Regions from separate parts of the Homo sapiens genome. Here region 2 is linked to region 1. Evidence: chromatin loops called from intact Hi-C (ENCODE). Cell type or tissue: PC-3. All regions are shown on one strand. Links, peaks and the distances in the headings refer to the core of each region. The heading gives the core; the rest is flanking DNA. Region 1 overlaps TRIM71 (tripartite motif containing 71). Region 2 has its middle 49 kb from the start of CCR4.

The links. A loop is a pair of places that touch in the nucleus more often than their neighbours do. Peaks named below come from ENCODE experiments on the same cell type or tissue, not always from the same donor. Only the 100,000 strongest peaks of a DNase experiment are listed, where the experiment ranks them.
Region 2: a loop joins it to region 1, with 7 times the contacts of the local background. A loop is called at or near these places in 2 of 110 quality-filtered maps.

Annotation. Positions count from the first base shown.
Region 1 is chr3:32,840,081-32,845,455 of GRCh38, forward strand. All of the region lies in intron 1 of TRIM71 (tripartite motif containing 71), which reads left to right. Among named protein-coding and RNA genes, the nearest start is that of TRIM71, 25 kb to the left of the region's middle. RefSeq lists an enhancer at 3,586-4,181. In PC-3, for the core only: no CTCF peak of the experiment used is centred there; a DNase peak (open chromatin) is centred at 2,261; H3K27ac peaks cover 2,255 bases.
Region 2 is chr3:32,899,468-32,904,842 of GRCh38, forward strand. No RefSeq gene overlaps it. Among named protein-coding and RNA genes, the nearest start is that of CCR4, 49 kb to the right of the region's middle. RefSeq lists silencers at 3,416-3,495, 3,537-3,692, 3,716-3,875. In PC-3, for the core only: CTCF peaks have their summits at 2,736 and 3,741 (motif pointing left); a DNase peak (open chromatin) is centred at 3,794; H3K4me3 peaks cover 962 bases.

The DNA.
Region 1 (5,375 bases), core at 308-5,307:
TTTCCCAAGGCCTCTGCAAGCCTCCTCCAAAACAGGAGTTGTTCATCTCCTGCTCATCTGAAGATGTACCCACTGTATTGTCAGTGGAAGAGTGCACCAGCACAGGGAGGGAGAAAAGTTTGCATTCACCAATTCCTTTTCCCCACCCCCCTTCCCTTCCAAAGGTCCTTTTTGCTGGGGATCTCTGATTGGAATCTCCCTAGAATCATCTCATGTTGATGTAGGCACTCTTTTAAATAGGCCAACAAACCCCGCATTCTGTGCTTTGAAGGACAGTAAAATGTTTGCACTGGTTACAGTAAAAGCCAGTACATAACATGAATACAAAGACCCTCGAGATAAAGTTAATGATTAAATTCAGAGGTTTTGGCCTATTTCCTATAGAGATTGCTCTCTCCTGAACTTTACTCCATTATGTTTAGAGACAAAGCCCCGAAATTGCCTTCTGTGTTTATAAGGTCCAATTGTAATCTGTGCTGGAGACTTTCCCTTGAGTTTTCTCCATTCCTCCGACAGGGCATGCAGTGGGGGTAGGCTTCCTTAGGGCCCCTTGCTGGGGCTGCTTTCTTCTGTCCAGTTTTGTTTGGATACCACCCCCAACCCACATGCTTGGGGCAGGAGGAATTCCTCCCTGGGCTCTTTGTTCAGCAGGAATGGCTGCCTCCTGGAATGTTGATCACCTTGGCCCAAGTGGCTAACACTGGTGAAGCCTTGCGACTCTGCTGCTGGGGAGCTTTCAGGGCTCAGCTGGGGGTGCAAGGGGGCATGCTTCTGGCCCTGAGTGGTGGCCTCCCTTCTCAGTCACCCCGGGCTGGTCTAAGTGAGCCAGCTTTTATCTTATCCACAAACTAAAGATTCTATCCCTTCCTCATTTAAAAAAGCCTGGCTGGGCGCAGTGGCTCACGCCTGTAATCCCAGCACTTTGGGAGGCCGAGGTGGGTGGACCATGAGGTCAGGAGATCGAGACCATCCTGGCTAACCTGGTGAAACCCCATCTGTACTAAAAAACAAAAAATTAGCCGGGCGTGGTGGCGGTCGCCTGTAGTCCTAGCTACTCGGGAAGCTGAGGCAGGAGAATGGCATAAACCCGGGAGGCGGAGCTTGCAGTGAGCTGAGATCGCGCCACTGCACTCCAGCCTGGGCGACAGAGCGAGACTCTGTCTCAAAAAACAAAACAAAAAACAAACCCAAGGAGCCAGGCACAGGGGAAATGTGTGCCCTGATTGTATCGATAGTACCCTGAGTGTGATATTATACTATTGTTTTGGGAGATGTTACCATTAGGAGAAACTGCGTAAAGAATACTAGGTATCTTTACCTAGTGAGGTGGCTCACGCCTCTAATCCCAGCACTTTGGGAGGCCAAGGTGGTTGGATCACTTGAGCTCAGGAGACCAGCCTGGGCAACACGGCAAAACCCTGTCTCTACAAAAAAAATACAAAAGTTAGCTGGGCGTGGTGGCGTGTGCAGTGAAGCAAGATTACGCCACTGTACTTCACTGCACTCCAGCGTGGGCCACGAGTGAGGCCCACCGCCAACCCCCACCCCCCAAAAGAAAAAGCCCCAGAGGCAGGGATTGGTTAATAAGTTTAGTGCCGTACATTCTTTGGCTTAACGTGGTGGCTTCTCTACTGATGAAACGTTCTAAAGTTTATTGTTTCCTTTTTCAAGAGGTTTGTGGGACTTCACCTAACTTGGACCCCCAGGACTTACCAGGAAGCTTCCTTTTTAATTTATTTTAATATTTACTTCTATTTTAAAAATTTCTGTAGTGACAGGAGTCTTGCCATGTTGCCCAGGCTAGTCTGAAACTTCTGTACTCAAGTGATCCCCGGCCTCCCAAAATGCATGTGCCACAGTGCTCAGCCAGGGTGCAGTTCTTGGAACTCACGCCATACACCTAGGAACAACTCCACTCGCTTCTGAGCACCTGTCTCTACCTGCTTTGCTCTAGCACCATAAAGATTGCCCCTGTAATTTCAGCAGGGATTTCCCCACAGCTCAGCAGGGAGAGAAGGGAGAAGAGAAAGGAAACTCTCAGTGCTGGTCCTCATATGCTGAGGAGGGGAATTTGCAGATTCCATCACTGTCTAGATTTACTGCTGGGAAAACATTGTCCGTTTTGAAAACTGTTAGTTTGATAATGGCATAATTATTTATTGTTGGTCATTTTGCTTTGACTCCCAGGAAGCTCAGAGCCAAACCATGGTCTCAATCCAGGAAGTCCCATCCCGCATGCTGCTCTCCTTTCATGACTCAAGCTTGCCTGTGTTTGTCTTCTTTGTAAGCTGCTTTTCTTAGATTTGGGTGAGAGTTCCTGAAAAAAATTTCAGTAAAAATTGAGTATGATGGGGTTGTAAATTGTCCAGGATAGACAGGTTTTGATCCAAGAAATCAGACTGCTGAGTTAGGTAAAAGAATTAAGCCATTGTACCAGCATAGCACTTGTCAAATATGCATATAATCCCCATGTATGCTCTGTCCCTTCCTGGATAGAGTCCAGACCCGTGCCAAGGGGCGGGTGCAGAGTCTTGCCAGCATGTGCCTCACAGAGAAGTCGGGGCAGTGAGGACTACAAAGCTCTCCTCTGTAAAAATCAAAGTGATTTGAGAAACCCCAGGGTTATTCATGTCCCCTTATACAGACAGGCCTTAGCCAGGTGTAGGCTCTTCTGATCCCCATCTCCCCACCCCCACCCAAGAACCCTCTGTTCTGCAATTTGGTACATCTTGAAACCCCTTCTTGAGAGGTGAGAGGAAGTGGTTAATCCCCACTTCCTTCCCTGGGAGTTTTATGGGCCTCTGGGAGCCTGCCTTACTCTGGCCTTAATGGTCATAAATGACCCTCTCTCAGGGCAGGGCCAAGCCCCTATGAGTCTTAGGTGCTTAATAAATGCTTTTTGATGGTGATTCCCTTGGTCTTCTGTAATTGGAGGGCGGGGGTGGGACTATTTATAGGATTATCGGGGTGTTGGCCACAGCCCCTCCAGCTGGGTATAGGCCTGGAACATTGTGATTGGGCAAGGGCTTCCAGGGTGCTGGGACTAGGTTTGACTGAATTGGTCAAGTCATGCCTTTGTTGAGAAATACAAGAGGGGCAGGGCCTCACCCTCCAAGGGAGCCCTCTGCTTCCTGCTACTTTCACCCCCCAAGATCTGGCCTGCATGGTAGCAGGGGGTGGGAGAAATGTGAAGGTAATGGTAATTGAGGGTTGATCTTGATTTGCACCTCAGGACACTCCCCCCAACTCACCAGGATCCCTTTTCTCATCAACCAGAGTTCTAAGGCATAGCAGTAACTCCCCAGTAAGCTTATTTCTTGGTTTGCCCAGCTCTTGGGACAGGCTTACCCAGGGGCCTCGAAGTAAGGGATACTGGGATCTGTGAAAATGGAGTGGATGGCCCAGTTGTGCTTAGCACATTTAATCTTTATTAGTGGCAAAAGAGCTCTGGGAAGGAAATCTGGGCAGGCATCACCTCTCCTGCTAGCAGGTCCCCCTCCCTTTCCCTGCCAGCTAATCCCCGTGCCTCCCATTCTGCAGGGTTTTAATTAACTGTGTTTAATCTTCCCCGGGAAGCAGGCTTAATGCCCGCCTGCGTGCTTATCCCGTTACCCGCTGGGTTTTCTGTTCCAGCCCAGCCAAGGACAAGTAACATTCTGGAGGAGTCTTCGCCCAAGGGCCATTAGCTGAGGGAACCTCCCTGAGCTCCTTTCCTGTCGTGCTGCTTTCTGGGAAGGTGCAGAGCCGGCCCAGAAAGCAAACCAGGGTGTGGGCAAGGGTTAATCTGGGCCCTGCCCGCCCACCCTGCCTTTGTGGAGGAGCTCCATAAATCCTGCTGGATTTAATGTTATGCAAATAACTCCAGATAAACGCACTTTTTTCTGGTTAGAGTCTCAAGATGTTTTAATGTGAACTATAGAGAAAATAAGTGTCCTAAAAACTATGAGAGCCGAAGTATTTTACGGGGAAATTATCTGTAGTGACTGCCCACTATGTGCTTACCCATGCTTTCTCGCGTCGTCGTTATTTTGTGTGGTTGTGTAAATCAGCCCTTCCCTGGTTAACAATGACCTGGGAGTTGGTTAGCCCTGGGGCTCCCTACCCCATGGAGATTCTGATTCTCTAAAACTGGGGTGGGGCTCAAATTTGCATCTTTAACAAGTACCTCTGGGGATTCTAATGCTGGTGGCCCCTTTGAGAAACAGATTTAAATGTTGCCCTAGGAGGAAGAGGGGATTTTAGGTCACAACAGAGTTCTCAGCACACTGTTTTGTTTTGTGAATTGGCATTTTACCCAATTGTCAGTCATAACTTCACTTTTATTCCCTTTCCCTGAGACTGGGTCTCGGCCTGTCACTCAGGCTAGAGTGCAGTGGCGTGATCACAGCTCACCGGAGCCTCGGCCTCCCAGACTCAAGCAATCCTTCTGCCTCAGCCTCTGGCGTAGCTAGGAGTACAGGCACTCTCCACCATGCCTAGCTAACTTTAAAAAATTTTGTAGAGAGCGTCTCACCAGTGACCCACCGAGCCTGGCCAATCATAACTTTTCTATTTCATTTTAAATGATATCTCCTGAGTTGTAAATTGGTAGACCTGTATTATTATCAGATGCCCTGGTGGGTTTAAGCAGCCTGTGATAATAATGAAGCTTTAACTTAGCTGATGAAGTCGGTTAACCAACTTCAAGCCATAACAATTCCTAGAATATTGAATCAACCTTTAGCCATCCCCCTCCTCTGAGCCACCTTGAAAAGATAGCCAGTGGAGACATTGTATTTCTAAGAAGCCATTCCGTACTTCCAAAGTTCCCCAATTTTAATGACATTGGGATGGAAATTCAAATTAAGACAAGGTAATGAAGACTGAGTTTTTGGGCTGAATTTGAGCGAAACTCCCCAAAGTTGTTTCATGTGGGACTCTGCCTTCAACACAAACAAGGACAGCTAGAACTAGGTGAGGCTGTGCATCTGAGGGCCTTGCCAGGTCTTCCCTTCTGGTTTCACCTCTAGTTGGCATCTCTCTCTAAATGGAGCTGAACAGGAGCCACCTGGAGGCTTTCCAGGTACCTGTCTGGATTGTATAAAAACAGCTAATGCTGTGCTGTGGAGGGGAGTACAGTAATTTTCAGACAGAGCTGAAATGTTTGTGGCTGTGTCTCCCAGACCATGCCAGGGCTTCCATTTCACTCCCAGGGTTAATTGGGTGAAAATGTGGGAGACACATGGCTCAAACCCACAGAAAGCTTGCAAAGATGTAGGAATCCCCAGGAGCCAGGGCAAAAAGGATGAAAGAGAAGAAGGTGTTTAGTATATTCAGGAGTCCCCACTGTCCCTCATCTGGCTGAGCAGCTCCTGCCACCACACCATGAACAGTCT
Region 2 (5,375 bases), core at 216-5,215, 59 kb after region 1:
GTAACTGCACATACATGAAATGTCCAGAATAGGCAAATAGGTACAAATAGATATGTGGTTGCCAGGGCCTTGGAGGTTGAGAGGAATTGGCAGTTTTCTTTGTGAAACTCCATAGCAGCCATGGATATTGAAAGTGCTCTGGAATTGGATAGTGGTTGTCGTTTCACAACTGGTGAAAATACTGGAGATCACTGAACTTTACATATTAAATGTAAAGTGCATAGATTATGAGAAGGCACAGCAACAAATCAAATTTATATCTGACTGCATTAAAAACTTCCGTTCGGCCGGGTATGGTGGCTCACACCTGTAACGCCAGCACTTTGGGAGGCCAAGGCGGGCAGATCACGAGATCAGGAGTTCAAGACTAGCCTGGCCAACATGGTGAAACCCCGTCTCTACTAAAAATACAAAAATGAGCCAGGCGTGGTGGTGGGCACCTGTAAACCCAGCAACTTGGGAGGCTGAGGCAGGAGAATTGCTTCAACCCAGAGGCAGAGGTTGCAGTGAGCTGGGATCACGCCACTGCACCCCAACCTGGGCAACAGAGCAAGACTCTGTCTCAGGGAAAAACAAAACAAAAAATTTCCGTTCAGTGAAGAGGTTTGATTTTCTTTTCTGACCTCCATACAACTAGCGTGAGCAGCAGTGCAGATGACCTTGAAAAACACGGGTTCCGCATGTGCAAACAAATAGGGATGGAAAACATTTGTGGGATGTGAAACTGACCTATGTGGAGGGCTGAATTTGTATCCACGGGTTCCACAGACCATATGGAATACTTGTGTTCCACAGACGAGTGGCTGCGTGGAGTATGTGCGGGTTCCACGGAGCGGCCGAATGGAGCATGCGCTCCACTGGTAGCTGCGGGCGGTCCTGAAAGCAATCTCCCGTGGTGCCGAGGGATGGCTGTATTTCACTGCATCTAAGTGAACTGTTAGATCTCTCTTCACCTCCCATGACCACAGGCAGTATCCTAGTATTCCTGATGGCAGGAAGTGTCATCAGCCTGGATCTGGGAGAGGCTGACACAAGAGCAGCACGCCAGGCAACCAGGAATGCACATGTGATAAAAATGTATACACTTGTTGTGTGTTTTTTATGTTTTAAAAATTAGTTCAATGAAGTACAGTAGGGAAATTGTCAATAATTTATTGTAAATTTCAAAATAAAAGATTTGTATTGTTCCTAGCACAAAGATAAATATTTGAGGCGATGGATATCCGAAGTACACTGATTTGATAATCACATGTTATACAAGTTTCAAAACTCATATGGACCCCCAAAATATGTCCAACTACTATATATCAATTTTTAACTTACAAAAATTGAAACTTGAAAAACAACAATATTAAAGAAGCGAAAGCATAAGCCTCAGAATGGGAGAATATAAAGGTATAACTAATAAAGGATTGCCATCCAGAATATTTAAAGAACTACAATAAGGAAAACATACCCCAATTAAAAACAACGAGGCAAAGGGTGGGGTTAAGTTATTTACCGAGCTCAACTACCCTAGAACTCAGGGAAATACAGACCAAAGCAACAATAAGATACAATGTTATACTCATCCTTTGGATAGAAATAGGAAAGTCTAATTATAGCAACTGTTGGTGAGAAATGGGAACTGTCCTACACAGCTGGTGGGAGTGAAAAGGAGTACAACCTGTTTGCAGGGGAATTTGTCAATACCTAGTAAAGGTGAAGATGTACACATACACACGGATCCAGTAATTTCACCTCCAAAATATGCTGTGGAGAAATTCTAGCACAAACAACAGCATAAGAAGACTTAAAACAGTCGCTGCCTGGTTGTCTGGAGTACGTAATGCCAAGTATCTTGTCAGTGGGGAGATAGAAGAGTACATTTGATATATTTATTCAGTGCAAGTTAAAGTGAATGGGGACGCTACATGTGTGTAGGTACATCTAAAAATCATTGGGTGAAAGAAGTTCTAGTATGATTTTACAGTATACCTTTTACATAACATTTGAAAAAAAGTACAAAACAAGACTACATATTTGCTATAGATTTGACTTGTTCGACGAGCATTAAGTGGCTAGGTGGATGGCATGTGGTGGGACTTCTTGCTAGAAGAGGAAGCTGTAAAAGTGAGCCCAACCAATTTCTTTATGGTTACTAAAAATGCAGGTTGAGCAAGTAGATTAAGAAAGCCTCAGAACTTTGTTTTCCCTCTTCCTCCCTTTATGACTTGCTCATAAAACATGACAATAGGAGACAAATATGAAAACAATGAGGACAGAAATCTGTGTTTCTAGAAAGAATGGAATGGGTATAAAATGGGTATGAAGCGGTAAGAAATTGCCTTTCCAGGACAGACAAGCAACTGCCCCCACCTCACCCCCACCAACACTTCCTTTTCCTCAAGACATGTTGAATGTTTTGTTTTCTCTACCTTTAACAACCATCTTTGTCCCTAAGTATATAGCAATAGACTTTAAAAATGCATTTCAGGCCGGGAATCTGGCCCGGCGTGGTGGCTCACACCTGTAATCCCAGCACTTTGGGAGACCCAGGTGGGTGGATCACCTGAGGTCAGGAGTTCAAGACCAGCTTGACGAACATGGTGAAACCCTGTCTCTACTAAAAATACAAAAAAATTACCTAGGTGTGGTGGCTGGCACATGCATGTAATCCCAGCTACTCAGGAGGCTGAGGCAGGAGAATTGCTTGAATCTGCAAGGCGGAGGTTGCAGTGAGCCTAGATGGCGCCACTGGACTCCAGCCTGGGTGACAGTGAGACAACGTCTGAAAAAAAAAAAAAAAAAAAAAAAAAAAAAAGACTTTCATGTCTCCCAAGCAACAATCCAAATTTTTAAAATTTAATTAATGAGGACTAGAATAAAACACTGGAAGCATATACTCTGGTGGAATATTCAGACAATTCAACTTTTAGAGACTAGCATTTTTTTGGTCTAGGTATACTTTACACACAATAAATTTCACACATTTTAGAACATGGTTCTGTGAATTTTGACAAAAACACAATCACATAACCAACACAACAAGCACCATCAGGGCAGAAAAGCCAACTTGGCTTCCTAAAGGAGACAGAAACGAATGTCTCGTTAGTTTCATGGTCATTATCCATGAGATTGTAATACATGCTTAACCTGTCAAAATGAGAGGTGACAGCGTGCTGGCAGTCCTCAGAGCCCTCGCTTGCTCTTGGCGCCTCCTCTGCCTGGGTTCCCACTTTGGCGGCACTTGAGGAGCCCTTCGGCCCGCCGCTGCACTGTGGGAGCCCCTTTCTGGGCTGGCCAAGGCCAGAGCCGGCTCCCTCAGCTTGCAAGGAGGTGTGGAGGGAGAGGCGCGAGCAGGAACCAGGGCTGCGAGCAGCGCTTGCGGGCCAGCTGGAGTTCTGGGTGGGCGTGGGCTTGGCGGGCCCCGCACTCGGAGCGGCCCGCCGGCCCTGCCCGCCCCGGGCAGTGAGGGGCTTAGCACCCGGGCCAGCGGCTGCGGAGGGTGTACTGGGTACCCCAGCAGTGCCGGCCCACAGGCGCTGCGCTCAATTTCTCGCCGGGCCTTAGCTGCTTTCTCACGGGGCAGGCCTCGGGACTGCAGCCCGCCATGCCTGAGCCTTCCCCCGCCTCCATGGGTTCCTGTGCAGCCCGAGCTTCCCCGACGAATGCCGCCCCCTGCTCCACGGCGCCCAGTCCCATCGACCGCCCAAGAGCTGAGGAGTGCGAGCGCATGGCGCGGGACTGGCAGGCAGCTCCACCTGCAGGCAGCTCCACCTGCAGCAACCCCCTGCGGGATCCACTGGGTGAAGCCAGCTGGGCTCCTGAGTCTGGTGGGGACGTGGAAAGTCTTTATATCCAGCTCAGGGATTGTAAACACACCAATCAGCACCCTGTGTTTAGCTCAAGGTTTGTGAATGCACCAATCGGCACTCTGTATCTAGCTGCCCTGGTGGGGACGTGGAGAACCTTTATGTCTAGCTCAGGGATTGTAAATACACCAATCAGCACCCTGTGTTTAGCTCAAGGTTTGTGAGTGCACCAATCGACACTCTGTATCTAGCTGCTCTGGTGGGGCCTTGGAGAACATTTATGTCTAGCTCAGGGATTGTAAATACACCAATCAGCACCCTGTGAGTGCACCAATCGACACTCTGTATCTAGCTGCTCTGGTGGGGCCTTGGAGAACCTTTATGTCTAACTCAGGGATTGTAAATACACCAATTGGCACTCTGTATCTAGCTCAAGGTTTGTAAACACACCAATCAGCACCCTGTGTTTAGCTCAAGGTTTGTGAATGCACCAATCGACACTCTGTATCTAGCTGCTCTGGTGGGGCCTTGGAGAACCTGTGTGTGGAAACTCTGTATCTAACTAATCTGATGGGGATGTGGAGAACCTTTGTATCTAGCTCAGGGATTGTAAACGCACCAATCAGTGCCCTGACAAAACAGGCCACTCGGCTCTACCAATCAGCAGGATGTGGGTGGGGCCAGATAAGAGAATAAAAGCAGGCTGCTTGGGTCACCTTCCACAGTGTGGAAGGTTTGTTCTTTTGCTCTTTGCAATAAATATTGCTACTGCTCGCTTTTTGGGTCCACGCTGCTTTTATGAGCTGTAACATTCACTGTGAAGATCTGCAACTTCACTCTTGAGCCCAGCAAGACCACGAGCCCCCCCAGGAGGAATGAACAAGTCCAGACGCGGTACCTCAAGAGCTGTAACGCTCACCGCAAAGGTCTGCAGCTTCACTCCTGAACCAGTGAGACCACAAACCCACCAGAAAGAACAAACTCCAAACACATCTAAATATCAGAAGGGACAGACTCCAGACTCACCATCTTAAGAGCTGTAACACTCACCGCGAGGGTCTGCGGCTTCATTGTTAAAGTCAGTGAGACCAAGAACCCGCCGATTCCGGACACAAGAATGTTATCATTTTTACAAAATGATTGGTCTTTATTGTTAAACTATCATTGTCAATAAAACAAAGTTCCAGATTTAAAAAGACCAAAGAGAGAGAAAAAAGACAAAAAGGACATGGCAACCAGTGCAATACTGTACATAATCTTGCTAAAAGAACCATTTATGGCCAGGCGCGGAGGCTCATGCCTGTAATCCCAGCACTTTGGGAGGCCGAGGCGGGTGGATCACGAGGTCAGGAGATTGAGACCATTCTGATTAACACGGTGAAACCCCGTCTCTACTAAAAATACAAAAAATTAGCCGGGCGTGGTGAGCGCCTGTAGTCCCAGCTGCTTGAGAGGCTGAGGCAGGAGAATGGCGTGAACCCGGCAGCCGAGGCTTGCAGTCAGCTGAGATGGTGCCACTGCACTCCATTGAGCCTGGGCGACAAAGCAAGACTGTGTCTCAAAAAAAAAAAAAAAATTTAC